Regions from separate parts of the Homo sapiens genome. Here region 1 is linked to region 2. Evidence: read pairs that join two places in POLR2A ChIA-PET (ENCODE). Cell type or tissue: Panc1. All regions are shown on one strand. Each heading gives the region's core, and the rest is flanking DNA. Links, peaks and the distances in the headings are about the cores only.

Region 1 (11,434 bases), core at 1,989-9,988, 220 kb after region 2:
CTTGGGAGGTTCTCTTCTGGGCGGCTCTGTTTGGCTGCCTGCCATTTTGAATGTGTTCTACTCATAAAAATCATCCAAATCTAAAGAAAATATTCTTGAACTTTGCAAGATTGTTTCCTTTGAATGGTTGCATATATTTTTACCTTTGCTTTCATAAGCAGATAAAATGTTAACATGTGTATTAAGGAATACCTGGTCTATTTCATAGAAATATATCTTCAAAACACAAGTTGGCAAAAGAAGCACAGATAATTCCCCATATGCGTGCCTGGTGAAACTTCACCTTGTTTTGGTGCAGAAAGCTGTATCAGCACTGCACAATAAGTTAGTCTGTGATTTAGATCATAGGAAATATTTTTACAACAGTCTACCTGAATTGACAAACAAACTAACAAGCAAAAAACCTTTACAAAGGATAACCATTTAATTTATCACCCAAACCAGGACCCTTTTGAGAGTGAAAAGGGGGCACTAGTCATAATTTTGCTGGGACAACAGGGGTAACTGGGACCATCCAGGGGAACCTAGATAAATGGTCCCCTTCTTTCCCACTAAGAAAGCCAAACTCAGTTACGCATCTCCCCCAAGGCCAACCACAACAACAAACCATCTGAAGGTGACCAGGACGCACTTGCACTTGCCAAGGCCCAGCCTCCTCCGTGGATATAAACGACGCTGCGTTTCAGTGGCTCTTCGGGCTTCGGAGGGCCTTCAAACACTCTGACTTCCACACCATCAAAGTCTGTGTCGGTCACCTTCACTTGGGCAGAAGACCACGCGCTTTTTTTGCCAAAAGAAACAATGATAAAATTCAGTGCCAGCAGGTGATGGCTCAGTCCCAGGTAGTGGATCAGGTTACTCTGCAGGGCGAGGGAGGAAATAAAGAGGGAGGGCGCACGTCAACTTGGCATCACCAGAGCTGCCCTCACCAACTGAGTGTCTGAATTCCTACAAGCAGCTGCCACTGGACTGGAGGGCTCATTGAGCCCTTTTAATACAAAAACCAATTGTATTTACCTTTTGCTTTTGGACAAAATATTTTCATACATGAGATCTCCTCAGGTATCATCAGTCCCATTTTATTGAGAAGGCTTAAACAATAACTATGCTTGTTCATTTCATTGGATAAGTGGTAGTTCTGGGACTCAAACCTAAGATTAGGTTTGAATTCCAGGATTCAGTACCTTTTTTTTCTAAATAAGTATATCACAGTTCCAATAACATACTAGGAGTAAAGAAATAATACTTTATTTCAATGCAAATAAAAGAGGAAAATGTTCTATTTACTTTAATTTCTTTAAATTCCTTTGTAACATATATTTGGGTGTGTCTTATTGCTTAATTTCTTTAAATTGCTTTGTAACTTCAATATATTTAATTGTATCTTTAAATGTGTCTTGTCCTTTTGAAAGGAGCGTGTGAGAAAAAAGAAACATTGTCAAGGGAGGCCCTGGCATTTAGAAGCAGCTCAGCTCAGATATAACCAGAAGCTTTTTAGAAATGAGGCAAAGACCATACTGCCTGATGGTCTCTTCCCTTCTGAACCCTCAGGGTATCAAGCTCTGCATTAAGTGTTCGCAGAAAGTTATTTGGTTGCAGAAGGAACATAGCAAGGAGACCTAATTTACCCACCAAGCAAAGACACTTCTGAGTTTATATCCTTCTCTCCACTTTCGCAAGTTCATCAGGAAGGGGAACAGCTGGAGAGTAACAGTGCTCTTTTGTAGATGATGAAACAGAACACTGGTGATTAATGATCATAAGATCACGGAAACAATGTTGCTAGCAGAAATCAGGACTATATGATGTCTGCGATGTGGCACCTTACAGCTTCTCAGGCTGTGCACAGCGTACGACGGTACACCTTGAAGAGGGTCCGTGTGTGCTCATCGCCTCAGCCTCTGGGCAAATTCCTGAGCCCTTTACCCCAGTGTCCCATATAAACATTATAACTGTGTGTGTATATTTTATATATACATACATATATATATATACACACACACATATATATATGTCCTGTCCTGTCATGAAAAGAGTTAGAAAGCACTATATTATAACAGCATTAGCAAATGTTAATGAAAAACAAGAACAAGAGGCAGTTAATCAAACAATGAACAGCTATTTTAGGAATTCCTTTAATATTATTCGCTGGCAAGTATAAGCAGCAGCAGAGCAAATGAATATTAAGAAAATTCAACTTCTACATGTGCCCTGACATCAACTGCCCAATTTACTGAACAAGTTGAAACTGTTCATGTCTTTGATACTAATTTATGCATGTGTACATGCACATATGTGTTCACACATGTACTGCACAGAGGATTCTAACTATCAACTTAAGTTCTTTGGTAAATTGGAAGAAGGCAATTACCATTCGAGTTTTGTGGTAAAATGTTAGTCTAATTTAGAGAATATTGAGATCTGCCAGGGAATAGCTAAGAATCACTGTATTTCCAAAGTTTCTAGAGTAGATATAATAAACCCTTGTTAACACCATTATCAATTAATAGGGAACATGCAAGCTCCATTCCACTTGTCACAGGACAGGTAGTTTGACTGGCACGAAACGATGAAATATGAACAAAGAAATGGCAGACCTGGCTCTGTTATATTATGAACTGTACTTTTCTTTTTAATTAAATGAAGACTTTCTTAAACACTTGAGACAAATTACATGAGTTTCTTTAACTATATGAAGCTGTAAAACAAGTGAATTGTCTTTATATGACAGATATGAGAAGACTGTACATTTTATAAGAGAGCCCACCTCGAGTTTCCTTTATGTAATGCATGCTCTGAGTACATGCGGGTTTGACTCAATTTGTTCACACCTTTCCAGAAACATCTCTCCATGTTAGCTTATGTTTCGCTTGCATTCACAGAATACTTGAACAACCATCTGCATTGTTTACAATAGCAACACAGTGGTGTGGGGGTAGAAGTGCTGATTAGAAAAGGGACAATTTGGCTGAGTGCAGTGGCTCATGCCTATAATCTCAGCACTTTGGGAGGCCAAGGCAGGCAGATCATCTGAGGTCAGGAGCTAGAGACCAGCCTGGCCAACATGGTGAGACCCCATCTCTACTAAAAATATAAAAATTAGCTGGGACCGGGTGCGGTGGCTCACGCCTGTAATCCCAGCACTTTGGGAGGCCAAGATGGGCGGATCATGAGGTCAGGAGATCGAGACCATCCTGGCTAACATGGTGAAACCCTGTCTCTACTAAAAATACAAAAAAAAAAAATCAGCCGGGCATGGTGGCGGGCGCCTGTAGTCCCAGCTACTTGGGAGGCTGAGGCAGGAGAATGGCATGAACCCTGGAGGCAGAGCTTGCAGTGAGCTGAGACTACGCCACTGCACTCCAGCCTGGGCGACAGAGTGAGACTCCGTCTCAAAAAAAAAAAAAAATAGCCAGGCATGGTGGCACATGCCTGTAATCCCAGCTACTCAGGAGGCTGAGGTAAGCGAATCGCTTGAACCCGGGAGGCAGATGTTGCAGTCAGCCGAGACTGTGCCACTGCAATCCAGCCTGGATGACAGAGCGAGACTCTGCCTCGAAAAAAAAAAAAAAAAAAAAAAAAGGGACAATTTGTTTATGCAGGGTAAAAGACAGGAATATGAAAGGGTAGGTAGATGAGTAGAAAAAGAATTTAGAGAACTGCTACAAGAAAAACTGTGCTAATGTTCACAATTGTATTGATAAATTAGAGTTATACTAGAGCCAATATCAAGACTGTTTGAAAACTTGAAAATTGATATGAACAGTAACCTGTTGTTAATTACTTTTCTTGGTACTATTATAAATAATAGCTATCACTGCCTGAGTGCCTACAGTGAGTGCTAGGGTAGGTTGCTGAATTCTGGCTACTATTCTGTGAGGTAGGTACTATTATCTTGCTTACAGAGAGAAGAGAACAGAAGCTTAGACATTAAGGAGCCAGTACAGAAGCTGGATTTCTAAAACCTTGAGGGGCTGCAGGACTTACAGAATTGCCTAGAAATGCTGGTGTAAATCAGTGTGGGTCCTGGAAGCTGCTCTGAGCCCTATCCAGTATGCGATAACATTTGCATGTCTATATGATATCAATGACAAACTCATGAATATTACCTAACTTTTTTTTTACTCAAATATCTTTCCCTTAGCTCTTCACATTACTCTCCTCCTACCATACTGCCCAGAAAATAAATTCAGTAGCCACACCTTTCTATAGTTGTTACTTCTTTGAAGGGCTATGAGAAAAAAAAGCAAAGAAACGGGAGTTCCTTCCTTCCTTTGGATTTTTAAAAGCCTGTATCTTTTGGAGAATCTTTTTTTTTTTTTGAGGTAGAGTCTCGCTCTGTTACCCAGGCTGGAATGCAGTGGTGTGATCTCGGCTCACTGAAACCTCCGCCTCCCAGATTCAAGCTATTCTCGTGCCTTAGCCTCCCAAGTAGCTGAGATTACAGGCATGCACCACCACTCCTGGCTACATTTTGTAGTTTTAGTAGAGACAGGGTTTTGCCACATTGGCAAGGCTGTTTTCGAACTCCTGGCCTCAAGTGATCCACCCACCTCCGCCTCCCAAAATGCTGGGATTACAGGCATGAGCCACCGCGCCCGGCCGAGAATCTTTTAAAAAATAGGCATTGATTTAGAAGATTACATGACGAATAAGAAGTCTCCTAGAATAGAAAGTGATTTCCCAGGCTAGATGGTAGAAGAGGGGAAGAGAAAGTGTTGCAGAGGAAATGAGGGCTGTATAGATAAATATCTGGGAGCCAATGAAAAAAGAACCCTGGGGTACAAAAACTCCCAGATAGGTCTGTGGAATCTGAAGCAGCTGACCCTGTGCCTCATACCCAGACAGAACCCTGGAAAGAGGCAAGACCTTAGGGAAGAGTAGATGCAAGGTATGTCTAGAAAGATAATGCCTCAAATGGCCTTAGAGCCCCAGGCTCCAGCTGGTGAGGGAAAAACAGAATGATTCTGTGTGCCCAGTGAAAGCATAAATGTAGCAGGGTCTGCATGAATGTCTTGCAGATGGACCTAAGACAATCTGTCTTTTCTCCACAGCCCATTATATGTACCCAAGAGTTCAACAGGAATAGAAATGTGTGCTAATGGATTTGAAAGATCTACTGTCTTACAGATAAGAACAAAGGATATCTCAGGACAAACTGTAAGGATCAAACACCAAGGATCGGGTGGAACAGTGATGTGGGCTGAGGATGAGTGATACCCACATGGCTTCCCCAAACCACAATGCCTCAGCACTGTATAAGATCCTCCAAAACCTAAAAGCAAACAGTGATGAGTGGGAATTCCTAAACTCACTGGGAATAAGTTTCCTACCTAAAGGATGAAGGCTTAAAATATAGATCAAGTTATATTTCCCTGAGCTTATGAAATCAGATTCAGAGTCACACAAGTAACATTCTGGAAGTAATAAAGTTTCCTGAAACCTCTATTTCTTTTTTTTAGACAGAGTCTCACTCTGTTGCCCATACTGGAAAGCAGTGGCATGATCTTGGCTCACTACAACCTTTGCCTCCCTGGTTGAAGCGATTCTCCTGCCTTAGCCTCCCAAATAGCTGGGATTACAGATGCCTACCACCACACCTGGCTAATTTTTGTATTTTTTTTTTTTTTAGTAGATACAGGGTTTCACTATGTTGCCCAGGCTGGTCTTGAACTCCTGACCTGAAGTGATCCACCCGTCTTGGCCTCCCAAAGTGTTGGGATTACAGATGTTAGCTACTGCACCCAGCCTCCTGAAACCTCTTTAGAAGGAGCTGGGAAACTCCAGGAGAACACAGAAGCAAGCCAAATTTTAAGGGCCTAATGGGCTGTAAATTACTCCATCTTGGCTAAAGTAAGCTAGGGCAGTGCTAGAGGTCTTAAAACTTGCCTCCATAACCATTCCAGGATCTAGGGGAAGAATTCTGCCTAATGAGATGGAAGGGGATAAAGGGTACTCATTACGCCCCAGTGGAACCAGACAAAGAAATCCGGTGGGGCACTGGCTCCCTACCCAGGTCTGATGGCTGAAGATCAAAGGACAAACAAGAATCAAAGGAAACCAAGCAGAAACTGTGCTCTGTTTATGAATATATAAATTAGTTATGTTTATATATGGGGTTGGTCTCTGTTGACTAAGTCAACATAGAAATTATGAAGTATACCCTATGGGCAGAGAACTTTGTAGGGGAGAAAGAGAATCATCTGAAACTTAGAGTAATAGAGGAGAACCAAGGCTTGCAAATGAATAGCTGATGTTAGTTAGCTAAGCAGTAAGTGGTAAGAAAGGCCTAGATAAAGGGTTGCACAAGCTCAGAGAAGAAAGGAATTACCTCTGTCTGGGGATGAAATCCAGTAAGGTGTCTGGCCCTCAATTACATCTTAGATGATGTCCCATCATAGGTATGGCTAACAAGGAAAAGGGCTGGAACTAAGGTGCAAGTATTGGAAAGTGGTTTGTTTTTGTTGTTGTTGTTGTTCTGTTTTTTTTGTTTTTTTGTTTTTTTGTTTTTTTTTTTTTTTGAGACAGAGTCTCCCTTTGTTGCCAGGCTGGAGTGCAATGGCGCGATCTTGGCTCACTGCAACCTCCGACTCCCTGGTTCAAGCGATTTTCCTGCCTCAGTCTCCTGAGTAGCTGGGATTACAGGCACATGCCACCACGCCCAGCTAATTTTTGTATTTTTAGTAAAGACAAGGTTTCACTGTGCTGGCTAGGATGGTCTCGATCTCCTGACCTCATGATCCTCCCGCCTTGGCCTCCCAAAGTGCTGGGATTACAGGCGTGAGCCACCGTGCCCGGCCTGGAAAGTGTTTTAACTCAAAACACCTATGGGTAGGTAAGGTATACAAGCAAAATGGAGGCAAGAGGAGCATGGCAATAACAGGCTCAATCTAAAGGAGGCATGCGCAGCACAGAAGTCTGCAGCATATAATCCAGAGCCAGAGCACCTGGGCTAAAATCCCAGCTCCCTCACTTACCAGCACTGGGCCCCTGGGCAAATGACCAAACCTCTCTGTACCTCAATCTCCCATCCACAAAATGGAAGTAATTATACACATGACCTCAAAAGATTGTTGTGAAGACTGAAAACTAAGGCACCTAGAACAGTGCCTGTCACATAAGAAGCCCTTTATGAGTCAGTTATCACTGATATTACACCTCTGCTCCAGAAGATCATTGCGTAAAAAAGTGAGCCCAGCGACAGATATTCCAATGTTTCTAGGGAAGCTGAGACTATCGTTTTTCCTATTATGCACATTTGTTATTAGTTCCACATGGATTATCAAGTCCTGAAATTGTTGCAGGTTAAAAAAGATGTACAACAGTGATCTTTAAAAAGCTTATTTGTATGGTCATATTGAAGGGGAAGGAGGCAGCTGGGGAAGAACCAGCAGCACACTGATAACCCATACACATCAATGACTTCGCATCTGGTCAAGTTTCAACATGAACCAGCAACATTAACACTTAAAGCATCGATTCTAACTCACTACCTGATTCGTTCTTCACATTCAAAGGTTTGTATTCTATGTCAGTGACTCTCCAATTTTTCCACTACGGTCACTTCATTCAGTCCATCAGCTTTTTAATTCTCTTTATATTTTGCTCTAATTGTGTCTATTATAAGAAAAAATCTATAATCTCATGGAACATTTATTTATCTGCATGAAAATATGAGAATTTAATTAAAATATTAATGTTTAATGTTCAATTAAGAGATGGACCTTAAAGTAGAGGTATGGAACCAAGCCTAGGAGAGAAAAGACAGAGGCTGTCCAAAGAGACTGCCTGGACGCAGTACCAGCTGAGGTGAATTGAGTTTTAATGAAGTAAAGATTCAGATTCACTCAAGTAACCTGAAAGTAACAAAGTTTCCTGAAACCTCTTTAGAAGTAGCTGGGAAATCCAGGAACACACAGAATTGTGTTAAGGGCCCTGTGAGCTGCAAATTACCCTGTCTTGGCTAGCTGAAGTAATCTAGAACAGTTCTAGAGGTCTTAAAACTTGCCTCCATAACCATTCCAGGATCTAGGGGAAGAATTCCACCTAAGGAGATGGAAGGGGAATAAGGGTACTCATTACGCCTCAGTGGAACCGGACAGTAAAATCTGGTGGCGCACTGGCTCTGTACCCAGGTAGTTGGTTCATGTTGAAACTTGACCAGATGCTAAGTTATTTATGTGTATGGAGTATCAGTATGCTACTGGTTCTTCCCTAGCCTCCTGCTTCCCCTTTGATACATGATCAGAAGGCTGGAGAAGGAGAGAGAGTTGGGGAAAGGCAAACAGATGTTTCTGGTCACAGGGCGGTGTTCACGCTTTAGTCCTCTGCCCACCGCCCTGACCTAGTAAGAACAGAAAGAGAACCCACAAGGTATCAAAGTCCGCTTTCCTATTCTCAACTAGAATACAAGGTCAAAAACATATCTTCACTTGCTGAGGCCTGGATCTCTACTCCAACCCAACTCTGATCAAAGCACAGCGCTGAGCACCATTTCTGGGAGGATTTAGGCCACATGGTAAATTCCACCAGAGAGGGAAAGTTAATTTGCTCAGGTAAAGTTGAATAAAATTAAAAAATGGAAGCTTCAGAAACACCCTCACTTAAAGAGCTGGTGAGCAGGACAGGAAAAACCAATCAATAAAAGACAAAAAAGAACAAGAGAGGGAGTGAGAAAAAGAGAGAAAAGGGACAAATCGTTAGTGTGGCAACAGAAACAAGAAACTGGAGATATTAAGGGGGAAGAGATTTCAAGAAGGCAGGTTGTCAAATGTCTGCAGAGAGGCCAAGTAGATCATTGGTGTTGGCTATGGGTTCACTGGTGAACCTATTAAGGACAGTTTCATCCAAGATATGGGGCTGAAAATCATATTGTAATGGGTTGCAAAGTGAGCAGGAGTTGAAGAAAGAGAGAGAGTAAATGCAGGCAGATTACGTTCACTGTTTGTAGACATAAGGAAGGCACTAGAACAGTTGGGAGAGACTTGAACGTGCTTCTTGGGAAAGAGCTTGTCAAGAGAGAGACAAAGTTACAGAAGTAAAAGGAATTGAGTGAATTGAGATCCTAGAGGAAGGAGGACATAGGATCTGGAAAGCAGATGGAAGGGAGAATTCATAACAGGTAATTTATAGACGGCAAGGAGGCAAAGTGAGAAGATATATCTCTAAATAGAATTTGATTTCTGTGGATGTCAGTTCTGTCTTTGTCCTAAAGAAGATAGTGACTTTTTGGCTGGGCGCAGTGGCTCAGGCCTGTAATCCCAGCACTTTGGGAGGCCGAGGCAGGTGCATCATGAGGTCAGGAGATCAAGATCATCCTGGCCAACATGGTGAAACCCTGTCTGTACTAAAAAATACAAAAATTAGCCTGGCGTGGTGATGCGCGCCTGTAATCCCAGCTACTCGGGAGGCTGACGCAGGAGAATTGCTTGACACCGGGAGGCAGAGACTTGCAGTGAGCCAATATTGCACCACTGCACTCCAGCCTGGCAACAGAGTGAGACTCCGGCCAAAAAAAAAGACAGTGACTTTTCAAAGACTGCCCTCTTTGAAGGTAACCCATTGCAATCTGGCTTCAGCCCCATATGTCTGATGAAACTATCCATTAGGCTCACCAATGAACCCCTGACCCCAATGCCAATGCCGATGCCAATGACCCACTTGGCCTCACTGCAGACATTTGACAACTTGTGCTTTCTTGAAACTTTCTTCCCTCTTCTCCAGTTTCTTGTTTTTCTTGCCACACTAACAGTTCATCCCCCACTCCCCCCATTTTTATTTTCTTTTTGTCTTTTATTGATTGGTTCTTACACTCCTGACCACTGGCCCTTTAAATGATGATGTTCTCAAAAGTTCCATTTTTTATTTCATTCGACTTCACAATTCCTTCTTTCCTTGAGCAAGCCAATGTACTATCATGGCAAATAGGAAGTATTTACCAGCAGCCTACTAAATTCAAAGCCTATGACCTGTATTCATATACTGATTTCTAGTCCTTGATCTATCTTTCTCAAGCTTCCATACATATTTCCAAACATCTCCAGGATCTAGCCTACAAGCTCCTCAAAATTAATATGGCCTACTCTCCCTTCTCCACCCCTAGAGCAATTAACGACACAAATTCTCAATTATCTAACCATAAGTCTAACTTCTAAGCTAGAAACCTTACTATTGTCCTCAGCTTCTTCTCTCACATGATTTCCAATCACCTCATCAAACCCTATTAACTCCACCTGCCAACGTTTTCTGACCAAGTTCTACCCCAGCTCCACCCCCGCTCTCGTTGCTGCCTTGGCTAAGATGCTCATTATTTTCTGCACTTGCCTGCTAACTTGAATTCTAGATAACAGTCTTTCTCTATAACTTGCTGCATACTGCTGTCAGAGTTTCTACCCTGAAAGGCTGATCACATTACCTGCCTGCTTAAAAACTTCTGCTGACTTCCTGTTTCTTACAGGAAAAAAAGAAAAATCTAAAGTTGGCATTCCAGTCTGGTCCCACTCTACATTGGAACCTCATTTCTCACCACCCTACCCCTTGCAGTCAAGCATAACTTGCCTAACATTTTTCATTTTTTTAACCTGCCATTCTCTTTGGCAATGCCCTTCACTGGTATGCTGAAACCAGCTCTTGCTGGGTCTCACAAACCAAATGATAAATCTACAGGAATTTTGCAAGTCAGTTTGTCAGAGGTATGTGACCCAGAGCATCTCTGTCTTGAATAGGGGCTGGGTAAAATGAGGCTGAGACCTACTGGGCTGCATTCTCAGATGGTTAAGGCATTCTAAGTCACAGGATGAGACAGGAGGTCAGCACAAAACACAGGTCATAGAGACCTTGCTGATAAAACAGGTTGCAGTAAAGTAGCCGGATAAAACCCATCAAAACCAAGATGGCAATGAGAGTGACCTCTGGTGGTCCTCACTGCTACACTCCCACCAGCACCATGACAGTTTACAAATGCCACCGCAACATCAGGAAGTTACCCTGTATAATCTAAAAGGGGAGGCATGAATAATCTACCCTTGTTTAGCGCATAAGAAATAACCATAAAAATGGGCACCTGCTCAGGTTCCAGACCTTTGGTGGATCGCCATCTGGCTAGGGATTTTTCCTGTACCTGTCCTTCTTCCCTTATTTCTTTTACTCAGAATTATTTTTGTAGAGGAAACCTTTTGTCCCACATGAGGGCATGCATGGACCTAAAGGGTTCTATGTGGAGCACAGTGGCACCCTCTACACATAGCAAAGTATTGGACGGAATTATTAAGCCAACCTGTAAAGCACAAAATAAGTAGGCAATAGTAGGGTTCTCTCATTAGATTGCACAATTATAAAATTTCCAATTGTTTCCTCAAATATCCAGGAATTTCATGACAAGCTACAAAGCAAACCTAAGGAGAACCTTACTGCCACTACATAACAAAATCTAGCT
Region 2 (11,434 bases), core at 1,219-9,218:
AAAAAAAATACCCATTTGTTTTGCCTGGAAAGATACAAACTAAATGCAGAAGTTTCTCAAGGGGAAAATCTCATCTTTCTTCTTCCCGCCACCTCTGCCACATTTTGATTTCCTAAACTTTTCAAGTCTGTTCTCCATGGCTTCTCTAAGGATAAAACCCAGAGAGCAAACAATTGAGCTTTAGGACAACTGGAGTTAAAACAAACAAACAAACAAAAAAAGTTAATGGCAAGCAATGGTCCACATACTCAAGATTCATGTTAAACGAATTCAATTATTACATATGGGTTTTTCATTGATGAGTAGGGCCCTGGGCATGCCATATTATCACGCAAATCATTGCCTTTGAGACTTTGGACACTTTTACAGTTTAATTTGCAAACAGAATTTTTATAATAAATTATTTTTTAACTAAATCATATCTTGAAAACTGTTTATAGAAAACCCAGGGAATAAAGTGAACTGTTCATTGTGGAAGGTCTTAAATTATTACAGTAGAAAATACAGGCGGTAGAAGATAACTGAAAAGACTAATGCAACATTAGATTCAAATCTATATCTCCTGTAGCTACTTAAAACATGGTTTTAGAAACTAAACCCAACATTTCCAGCAACCATAGAAACAGTTAAAATAAAATTTGCCATGAAAGCCCTTATATCATGCTTGATACAGGGAGGTAGGAAGATGTAAGAACCAGGACACATGAGACAGGACATTTTATCTACAACTCCTGTTTGCTTTACTGAGGGTGTAGTTTCAAAATTCAGTCACCTTCTTCAGCTTCAGATTCAGATTCTTCTTCAGCATTTTTGAGCCACTCTCCAAACTTTTTCATTTGCTCAAGGAAAACACTCTTCCCCTTTGCAACATGTGTACCTTTATACCACTTCAAAATGGGCTCTTTGCTCAGGACTACAGCTTTATAAAAAGCACCACTATTTTCCGGAAGGCTTTCATGAAATGAATGTTGTCATAGCAATACTCCTGAATCTTCAGTAACAGGGTCAGCTCAGACTGACTTTGAGTAGTAAAGGCAGCAAGTAGAGGGCTGTGTTGCTTCAAGTGTTTGATGGCTTGCTCTGCTACAATCTCCTCTCTTTTGTTCCATTCCACAGCGCTCATTACATTTGACCAGACTATTTCGATGACAACTGGTTCTGGGATGTTGTTTTTTTTCATCTCCTCCTTGACATATAAAATTATAACCTTAAATGGATCCCCACGGGACATCTGTTCTTGAAGTTCTTTCTGCAGCTCCTTACAAGCTCTGATGGTTTGCTGATTCCGAACATATTCTGAAAGCTCTTTCAGGCCTGCCTCAGTAAAATACTTCGTGAAGTGTTGAACGCTTTGCTTATTGGCAGGAAAAAGTTCCATCAGGCTGTTATCCATGCTGACTTTCCTTGCAGTTACTGCATTGATATCTTTTTCATTTATACATGATTTAAATAGCTTTCCAGCAAAAGCTGTTGAAACCCCTTCTTTAACCAAATTCTCATTATAAAGGCTATTAAGAATGGATGCCATTAGCCAGAAGAACACCAGTCAACATAGCCAGTTTTTTCCTCTCCGAGTCTGAAAAACCCTTTCAGAACACCAGCAGCCTTTTTACTTCATCTTCACAACATTTCTCAAGGTATTTGTAGTGCCTGATTAACTTGTTAAAAACCTGAGCAAATGCTTGCATGGTCTCTAGGTCTTCTTGGGCTGCAAACACGCAGACATCTGTACGCATGATGTCATCTGCCAGTGTACCACCTGGGGCCAGCATTCCACCACCCACCAGAATGTCAAAGAGTGTTTCTGCACATCGACGGTAATCAAGTTTTGTTCCAGAAAAGCATCAAGAAACTTAGCTACTGCTTCCAAATCAGTACCAGTTTCAGTTCAGCCTTGAATAACGTAGTCCTGAAACTGAGTAGGGTCAAACCTCTCTTTTTCATCTCTTTTTCTGGTTTTAAAATACTGGGCCTGATAGCGTTGGCTTTTGCTGCTTTTGATTACTCATAAAAGACACCCGAATTTAAGGTGATGAGGAAAGAGCCAGAAATCCCCAATGTAGTGGCAACTGCCATGGTGTCTCCTCTGCAACCAGAACTGAGGATGGATTTTCACACCACCGTCTAGCCTGATGGATGCTCTTAACCATCTCTCACTACAAAACAAACTCCGTGAATAAACAAGGCATTCAGACATCTTTCAGGCTCATGATAGAGAGTTTTAAACCAGTTAAGGCTTTAGGGCTTAACATTCGCTTGCTGGTTGATGAAGGCCCAGAAAACAAAGTGAAAATGCTTCCATTTCCCCATTTCAATCTGTGCGCCACCATCTGCCGTGCTGATTCCCATGATGGCTGCCATGGTGAAGATAGAAAAGGAATGGCCCAGGAACCAGAGTCTCATTGATGCCAACACAAGATAGACTCACAGCCCTGAGGTCAAGAAATCTTTCTTTCTGATACTTTGTCTTAAGCAGTGCCGGGACTTTTCACTTTTTATACTAGGGCCTTGTGTAGGCAAGCACAGGCGACTGAATTGGTTCCATGGACCAACCCTTTGATCATACCATATGTGGAAACAATACTGCACTATTTGTCTTTTCTCCCTTTGAGAAGTCCTTAATTATTATTGAAGGGATGTTTCCTATTATTCATCCTGTCTCCTTCAACGCAACCCCACCAGCAGACAGACTGGTCTTCCTTAAATGCAAATGCTACCCCTTCACTCACTCTCCCACTACAACCCTTCGTTGGCTGTACATTGCTTTTAGGATACTCATGTTGTCTGTCCCTGGCATAGCCTCCAAGGCCCTATCTCCAGAACAGTGTCCACCTTAGGCCACCCTCTCTCTTGCCCTCTAGGCTCCAGCACTCTGACATTCCTTCAGCTCCTCAAACATGTCATGTTCCTTCCTAACTCAGACCTTTCCCACGCTGTTCTTTATGCCTGGAATCGTACTCCTCCCTTCAGCAATCCGGTCAGCTGCCACTTATCCTTTAAATTATGGTATAAATGTCACTACCCCAGGGGTGCCCTCCTCAGTGTCATGCCCCAGACCAGCCTGGGTAAATGTAAAAGAGGCTCCCACAGCATCTACCTAGAGCTTCTCTACCATAGCACATAACTCACCTACAGTTAAATAATTATTGGGCAATTATTTGTTCAACATGAGTTTTCCCCATTGGACAAATCAACTTGGTCCCAGCATAGTGCTGCCATGTGTGATCTTTTTAAACCTTTTTTTTTTCAGTGCTATTCTCATTGTACAATGTCAGTAAGTTAATAATGAGTGGAGTGAGAGAAAGTGGATACTGTATATTTCAACCAGTTTGGCTGTAAAGGGGAGGAGAGAGATAGGATAGGAGCTGGAGGGCACTGTGGAAGTGTCTTAACCAGCTCAGGCTGCCATCACAAAATACCACAGACTGTGTGGCTTAAACAAGTGATACGCATTTCTCACAGTTCTGGAGGCTGGAAGTCCCAGCTCCAGGTGCCAGCATGGTTGGCGTCTGGTGAGTGCTCTCTTTCTGGCTTGCAGACAGCTGCCTTCCCACTTTGTCCTCATTTGGTGGAGGGTGGGTGAGTTCTGGTCTCTTCCTCTTCTTTTAAGGACAGCAATCCCGTTATGAGGACCCCACTCTCATGACTTCATCTAAACCTAGTTACCTGCCAAAGGTCCCATCTCCGAATATCATCATATTAGGGTTTAGGTTTCAACATATGAATTTAGCAGAGGGATGTCAAAATTCAATCCATAGAAGGGATTAAGCAAAGTCTTTTTATGACAGGAAATCTTGAACAGGCTTAAACACTGATGGTAGATGCCAGCAGAGAGGGGAAGGATGAAGCTTCAGGGGAGACGGGATAATCATAGGAGGTGGGAGGAGAAAAGAAGCAGTGCATTGATGGAGAGGATGTCTTTGGGAGGACAGACACTGCTCCTGCTGTGACATGAGCAGAGGAGCAAAGGGCGTGTGCGACTCCAGAGGACCTTTTCCATGTGGTGACAATGAGGCAAGAGAATTCTCAATGAGCAGCTTCTTATTCCCTATTCGAAGTAACATGTATGGATATCTGATGAGGGACTGGTGTGGCTTGTGGAAAATGGAGAAGGTTTGGAATAGATTCTGTGAAGAGTAAGAAACAGAGCTGCTGTGATACGAATGTTTGTGCCCACCCCCATTTATGTGTTAAAGTCCTAACCCCCAAGTAGAAGGTATTAGGAGATGGAGCCTTTGGGAGGTCATTAAGCCTTGAGGGCAAAGTCCTCATGATTGGGATTAGTGTCCTCCTAAAAGAACCCAGGGAGTTAGCTTGTCTCTTCCACCATGTGAGAACACAGCAAGAAGGCACCACCTATGAGCCAAAAAGCAAGCCCTCACCAGACATTAAATTGGCCTTGATCTTGGACTTTCCAGTCTCCAGAACTGTGAGAAATTCTGTGTGGAGGGAGTAACAGCTGAGAGCCCTGGAATGACAGAAGATTGTGGTCACAGTATGGGATGTTTAAGTGCAAGATTTCAGAGGAGGAGAAGTTCCTGGTGACAATGGATCAGTGTAAAACCTTAGGCATGCGTGGCTGAACTGGAGAAGGGGTAAAGAGCCTGGAAATTGAGAAGACCAATACTGCAGACCCTTCCTTTCAAGTCAAGGGTCCAGTGCTTAGAGTGAGCCCAGCTGGAAAGCAGTCTTCCTTACGAAACTGCATCTTAACAAGGTTTATTTCCTTCAGGAGGGTTGCCTGTGCCACAGCACTGGTTCCCCATGTAGATGTTACAGGTTCCAAGGGAAATGGTTAGTCTCTCCCTCTCCTCTCTTTTTACCTATCAGTGCTACACATCTTGAAGCTCTTTTGGAGCTACAGATATAGAAAAGATAGAGGAAGCAAGACACTAATAAAGAAGGGTCACACAGCCATTGAAAACACAGAATTCAGGTGACATTGACATTTATCTGATATCCAATTCTTGCTCTTGGCTCCCAAGACTGAATGGAAATCTTTGCCTTATAACAACAGTGTTGTGGAAGACCTTTGGGAAAATCTTCCTTTAGGGCCTCCCCCTAACAACACTGCTACATGAAATCAAAACAAAGAAATATCTTTATATTGATATTCTGAATTTTTAAAAATAATATAAATAAGAAAATTATTCTCGGCATGTATTTACGTACTTTAATCATTTATGTGGCCATATCTATCTGCAATACTGTATCACTGGTATTTCTATGATGAATGCTTTTTTGATACACTTTAATCTTCATTTTTAGTAAAATTACTTGCAACCATTTTCTATATTTACAGTTAATAAATTTGAAATTCTTAACACTTTTTATTACTCTTTCTAGTAGGCTCAGAACAAATGCTGAGAAAAGGAGGATATTATTTTCTGTTTTGTAATATTGAAATGTTTAACTTCAGCTCAAATATTTTTAGAGATTCTGTCACTTTGTCGCTTTTTAGAGACTTTTATTTAACAAATATTTTTATAAGACAAAACTTGTCAAATAAGTTATCTATGATTCTTTTGAATATTTTACCACATTTAGATCTTAGAAAATAATAGGCCTTCGGCTGAGCATGGTGGCTCACACCTGTAATCCCAACACTTTGGGAGGCTGAGGAGGGAGGATCACAAGGTCAGGAGATCGAGACCATCCTGGCTAACATGGTGAAATCCCGTCCCTACTAAAAGTGCAAAAACAAAATCAGCCAGGTGTGGTGGTGGGCACCTGTAGTCCAAGCTACTTAGAAGGCTGAGGCAGGAGAATGGCATGAGCCCGGGAGGTGGAGCTTGCAGTGAGCCGAGATCACGCCACTACACTCCAGCCTGGGCTACAGAGCGAGACTCCATTAAAAAAAAAAAAAAAAAAAAAAAAGCCTTCTCAGCTTTATTCCACCAAAAATTTCAACCCAATTTTCAGATATCTTAAATACCAATTATAGAATTTCAAAATTGAATCAGTGTAGATTTTGAGTCTTCAAATGTAATTCATTCAGTTTCTCCTTGTTTGTACAGATGTATTTTTAATGTTTTCCTGTTGCAAGCTTTGTTTTTCATAAGTTTGTACATTTCTAAGAGCTTCAAATACTAAAAGTTTTGGGTTTTAAGGGTTTTATGGTACTCCATTTGTTGACTGCTCTGATAAAAGATTTCAACTGCTTTTTTTTTTTTCTTTTTCTTTTTTGAGACGGAGTCTCACTCTGTTGCCCAGGCTGGAGTGCAGTGAAGTGATCTCAGCTCACTGCAAGCTCCGCCTCCTGGGTTCATGCCATTCTCCTGCCTCAGCCTCCCAAGTAGCTGGAACTACAGGCGCCTGCCACCATGCCCAGCTAATTTTGTTTTTGTATTTTTCATAGAGATGGGGTATCACCATGTTAGCCAGGATGGTCTTGATCTCCTGGCCTCATGATCCCCCTGCCTCAGCCTCCCAAAGTGCTGGGATTACAGGTGTGAGCCACCATGCCCAGCCTCAACTGCTTTTAAGAAAAAGACAATAACATTAGAAAACTCACTTACAATCCCATTTTAGGACACTAAGAAATTACAAAGTACTTATTTTAATAAACAAGCATTTTTGAAATCTGATTAGTGATGAGTAGCAAAAAGAAAGTGAGTACTACCATTCTGAAACATTTTATTTTTTGTTTCATTACTCTGTGCTTGTGTATGTCTTGGTACATTTTCTGTTGCCATAAGTGAATACTTGAGGCTGGAGAATTTATAAAGAAAGAAATCTGTCTAGCTATGGTATACAGTCTGGGAAGTTCGAGGGCATAGCCCTGGCTTCTGGTGAGGGTTTTCATTGCTGCATCATAACATGATGACGAAGGCCAAAGAGGAAGCAGACACATGCAAAGAAACAGGACTTGAGGGGGCAGTCTGCTTGCTCTCCCAGGGACTAATCAATTCCTACAAGAACTAATTCAGTCTTTGTATTAGTCCGTTTTCATGCTGCTGCTGATTAGGACATACCCAAGACTGGGAAGACAAAGGGGTTTTAATGGACTTACAGTTCCACATGGCTGGGGAGGCCTCACAATCATGGCAGAAGGCAAGAAGGAGCAAGTCATGGATGGCAGCAGGCAAAGAGAATGAGCTTGTGGAGGAAAACTCCCCGTTTTTAAAACCATCAGATCTCATGAGACTTATTGACTATCACGAGAATAACATGGGAAAGACCTGCCCCCATGATTCAGTTATATCCCATCAGGTTCCCCCCACAACATGTGGGAATTATAGGAGCTACAAGATGAGATTTGGGAAGGGACACAGAGCCAAACTGTATCATTCTGCCCTGGCCCCTCTCAAATCTCATGTCTTCACATTTCAAAACCAGTCATGTCTTCCCAACAGTCCCCCAAAGCCTTAACTCATTTCAGCATTAACTCAAAAGTTCACAGTCCAAGGTCTCATCTGAGACAAGGCAAGTGCCTTCCACCTATGCACCTATGAGCCTGTAAAATCAAAAGCAAGTTAGTTACTTCCTAGATACAATGGGGGTACAGGCTTTGGGTAAATAGAGCTGTGTTCCAAATGGGAGAGATTGACCAAAACAAAGGGGCTATGGGCCCCATGCAAGTCCAAAATCCAGCAGGGCAGTAAAATTTTAAAGCTCCCACATGATCTCCTTTGATTCCATGTCTCACATCCAGGTCATGCTGATGCAAGAGGTGGGTTCCCATGGTCTTGGGAAGCTCTGCCCCTGTGGCTTTGCTGGGTACAGCCTCCCTCCTGGCTGATTTCATGAGCTGGTGTTGAGTGTCTGCAGGTTTTCTGGGCACACAGTGCAAGCTATCAGTAGATCTACCATTCTGGGTTCTAGAGGACAGTGGCCCTCTTCTCACAGCTCCACTAGACAGTGCCCTAGTAGGGACTCTGTGTGGGGGCTCTGACCCCATATTTCCCTTCTGCACTGCCCTAGCAGAGGTTCTGCATGAGGGCCCCACCCTGCAGCAAACTTCTGCTTGGACATCCAGGCATTTCCATACAACTTCTGAAATCTAGGCAGAGGTTCCCAAACCTTAATTCTTGACTTCTGTGCACCCACAGGCTCAACACCACATGGAAGCTGCCAAGGCTTGAGGCTTCCACACTCTGAAGCAACAGCCTGAGCTATACCTTGGCCCCTTTTAGTCATGGCTGGAGCAACTGGGATGCAGGGCGCCAACTTCCTAGACTGCATACAGCAGAGGGACCCTGGGCCTGGCCCACAAAACAATTTTTTCCTCCTAAACTTCTGGGCCTGTCATGGGAGGGGCTGTTGTGAAGACCTCTGACATGCCCTGGAAACATGTTTCTCATTGTCTTGGGGATTAACATTTGGTTCCTTTTTACTTATGCAAATTTCTGCAGCTGGCTTGAATTTCTCCTCAGAACATGGGATTTTCTTCTCTATTGCATTGTCCGGCTAAAAATTTTTTACTTTTATGCTCTGCTTCCCTTATAAAACTGAATGCCTTTAACAACTCCCAAGTCACCTCTTGAATGCTTTGCTGCTTAGAGATTTCTTCTGCCAGATACCCTAAAATCATCTCTCTGAAGTTCAAAGTCCCGCAGATCTCTAGGGCAGGGGCAAAATGCTGCCAGTCTCTTTGCTAAAATGTAACAAGAGTCACTTTTGCTGTAGTTCCCAACAAGTTTCTCATTTCCATCTAAGACCACCTCAGTCTGGTCTCTATTGTCCATATCACTATCAGCATTTTTGGCAAAGCCATTCAACAAATCTCTAGGAAATTCCAAACTGTCTCACACTTTCCTATCTTCTTCTGAGCCCTCAAAACTGTTCCAATCTCTGCCTGTTACCCAGTTCCAAAGTCACTTCCACATTTTTGGGTATATTTTCAGTGGTGCCCCACTCTACTGGTACTAATTTACCTTATTAATCTGTTTTCACACTGCTGATAAAGACATACCCGAGACTGGGAAGACAAAGGGGTTTTAATGGACTTTTAGTTCCACGTGGCTGGGGGTCCCTCACAATCATGGTGGATGGCAAGGAGGAACAAGTCACATCTTACATGGATGGTGGCAGGCAAAGAGAATGAGTTTGTGCAGGGAAAGTCCCATTTTTAAAACCATCAGATCTTGTGAGACTTATTCACTATCACAAGAATAGCATGAAAAAGACCTGCCTCCATGATTCAGTTATATCCCACCAGGTTCCTCCCACCACACATGGGAATTATGGGAGCTACAAGATGAGTTTTGGGTGGGGACCCAGAGCCGAACTATATCAGTCTTACTACAGCAAGAACTCATTCACTACAGTAAGAATGGCATCAAGCCATTCATGAGGGATCCTACCGCGTGGCCCAAACACCTCCCACTAGGCCTCACCTCCCAACACTGCCACATAGGGGATCAAATTTCAACCTGAGTTTTGGTGGGGACAAACTCAAGCCATAGCTGTGTAATTTTTGTGAATTTTGACAATTCTTCTTCTTCTTCTTCATCTTCTTCTTCTTTTAACAAAGTCTTGCTGTTGCCTAGGCTGGAGTGTGCAGTGGCGTGATCTCATCTCACTGCAACCTCCACCTCCTGGGTTCAAGCGATTCTCCTGTCTCAGCCTACTGAGTAGCTGGGATTACAGGTGTGCACCACAACACCTGGCTAATTTCTGTATTTTTAGTAGAGATGGGGTTTCACCATGTTGGTCAGGCTAGTCTCGAACTCCTGACCTCAGGTGATCAGCCTGCTTTGACCTCCCAAAGTGCTGGGATTATTCTGGCTCAATTCTTTTTTTTTTATTGACAGTATATCACAACTTCTTCGGGTGAATTATGAGTTATACAGGTACCACAATTCCATGCTTGGATGTCTGCTTTATAGAATTCATAATTTAGTAAGAACATTGCTTTTATCATGACACTATGTCCCTCCAAAATTTTATTTGTATTGTCGCCCCAAAATAAATACATTTAACATCAATGGAGATCTTTTAAGAAAAATTTCAGTTACATTCTCAATAATGCAAAATATTTCACTAAACAAGGATTTCCAAAAGCTTTATTTCAATTCCATTAATTGGATGAAAAACTCAATCCATTAGTGAGATTAGCTGATTCTTTTATTTAAAGCATGTGATCGCATTGGTATAAAATTGGCCTCATTCAACTGTGTGCCAAGATTGTCTTCTGACAATGGAGCCAAAACAATAACAACTGTCATGAACTTTTTGTGCGTGTGTGAGAAACTATAGACTCCAAAGTGAGTACAACTAATTTGAAAGAACAATTGTTTCATTTAAATGGAAAAACCTGCTTTGCGTACTGAAACTTAAATGTGCCTTCTGCTGTCCCATGTGTTAAATTGTTATATCCGGACATAGTTTTTATTGAAATAATTAGTAACTTCAGTAGATTTATAGCAAAATTCAAGGTTGTTACCATTTAACAAAAGTGTTTAGATTATCCTCTAGAGGAGAGCTACTCAACCTTTATTTCCTGCGCTTATTGCATATGTACATAATCTGTAAGGTTTTGCTGTTGTTGCTGTTTTTGAGACGGGGTCTCGCTCTGTCATCAGGCTGGAGTGCAGTGGCGCGATCTGGGCTCACTGCAACCTCTGTCTCCCGGGTTCAAGTGATTCTCCTGCCTCAGCCTTCTGAGTATCTGGGATTACAGGTGCCCACCACCACGCCTGCCTAATTTTTGTACTTTTAGTAGAGACAAGTTTTCACTATGTTGGCCAAGCTGGTCTCGAACTCCTGACCTCAAGTGATTTGCCCACCTTGGCCTCCCAAAGTGCTGGGATTACAGGCGTGAGCCACCGTGCCCAGCCTATAATATTTTTCCATTTTCCACCGACCCTACTGACTTCATGCATCTTGAAGATTGCAGTAAGAGCCATAGCAGAACCGCAGAAGACAATAAATAGCCGCCAAATATTTCTCCCATCAATACCACCTAAGACAGAAAACTTGACATTCCCTAGCAGCATGTGCCACCGCCCACTTTGTTTTCTTAGCAAGTGTTTTTGCATGCTTTCTTTGAAAAGGAGGGCTTAGTTAAATTGCCCCAGGAAAGTGTTGGAAATAAAGAGAAAGATTAAAGCTGGTCGTCTTTCAGATTTACTGTGCGCTAAGGAGAGAACTCTGTTTCCTGAACACAGACCTCACATGCTGCTAGACAAGACCATGGCAGAAGATGGATATAACCAAATGGAGATCCAGCAAACTCACCTCAGTTTACTTTAATGCAAATATTAATGATATATCTTTTAAAAAATGAAAAAATCCAGGACAAATGCAAACTAGATGGGATGCCCGACCGCAGGAATAACCAGTACTATTACAGACAAAGGGGATACATTGTTACCCTACCAAGAACCCAACACAGCTCAGTGTCCTTGGGAGCCACTACCAATTGATAGGGGTTGACCCACTGGAGGAAACTCCCTAAATGAAATTCCTCAGACCCTGGACAGTCTCTAAA

What was found. ChIA-PET counts read pairs that join two places held together with the same protein. Peaks named below come from ENCODE experiments on the same cell type or tissue, not always from the same donor. Only the 100,000 strongest peaks of a DNase experiment are listed, where the experiment ranks them.
Region 1: POLR2A ChIA-PET joins it to region 2 with 19 read pairs; 2 of 35 experiments call an interaction of 5 or more read pairs at or near these places.

What each region holds. Positions count from the first base shown.
Region 1 is chr3:172,647,255-172,658,688 of GRCh38, forward strand. It overlaps NCEH1 (neutral cholesterol ester hydrolase 1), which reads right to left. Exons shown (of 5, transcript NM_020792.6): 2 at 632-860. Among named protein-coding and RNA genes, the nearest start is that of LINC02068, 57 kb to the left of the region's middle. In Panc1, for the core only: no CTCF peak of the experiment used is centred there; no DNase peak of the experiment used is centred there; H3K27ac peaks cover 2,811 bases.
Region 2 is chr3:172,425,079-172,436,512 of GRCh38, forward strand. It overlaps the pseudogene BZW1P1. Among named protein-coding and RNA genes, the nearest start is that of GHSR, 18 kb to the right of the region's middle. In Panc1, for the core only: a CTCF peak has its summit at 1,746; a DNase peak (open chromatin) is centred at 1,767; H3K27me3 peaks cover 367 bases.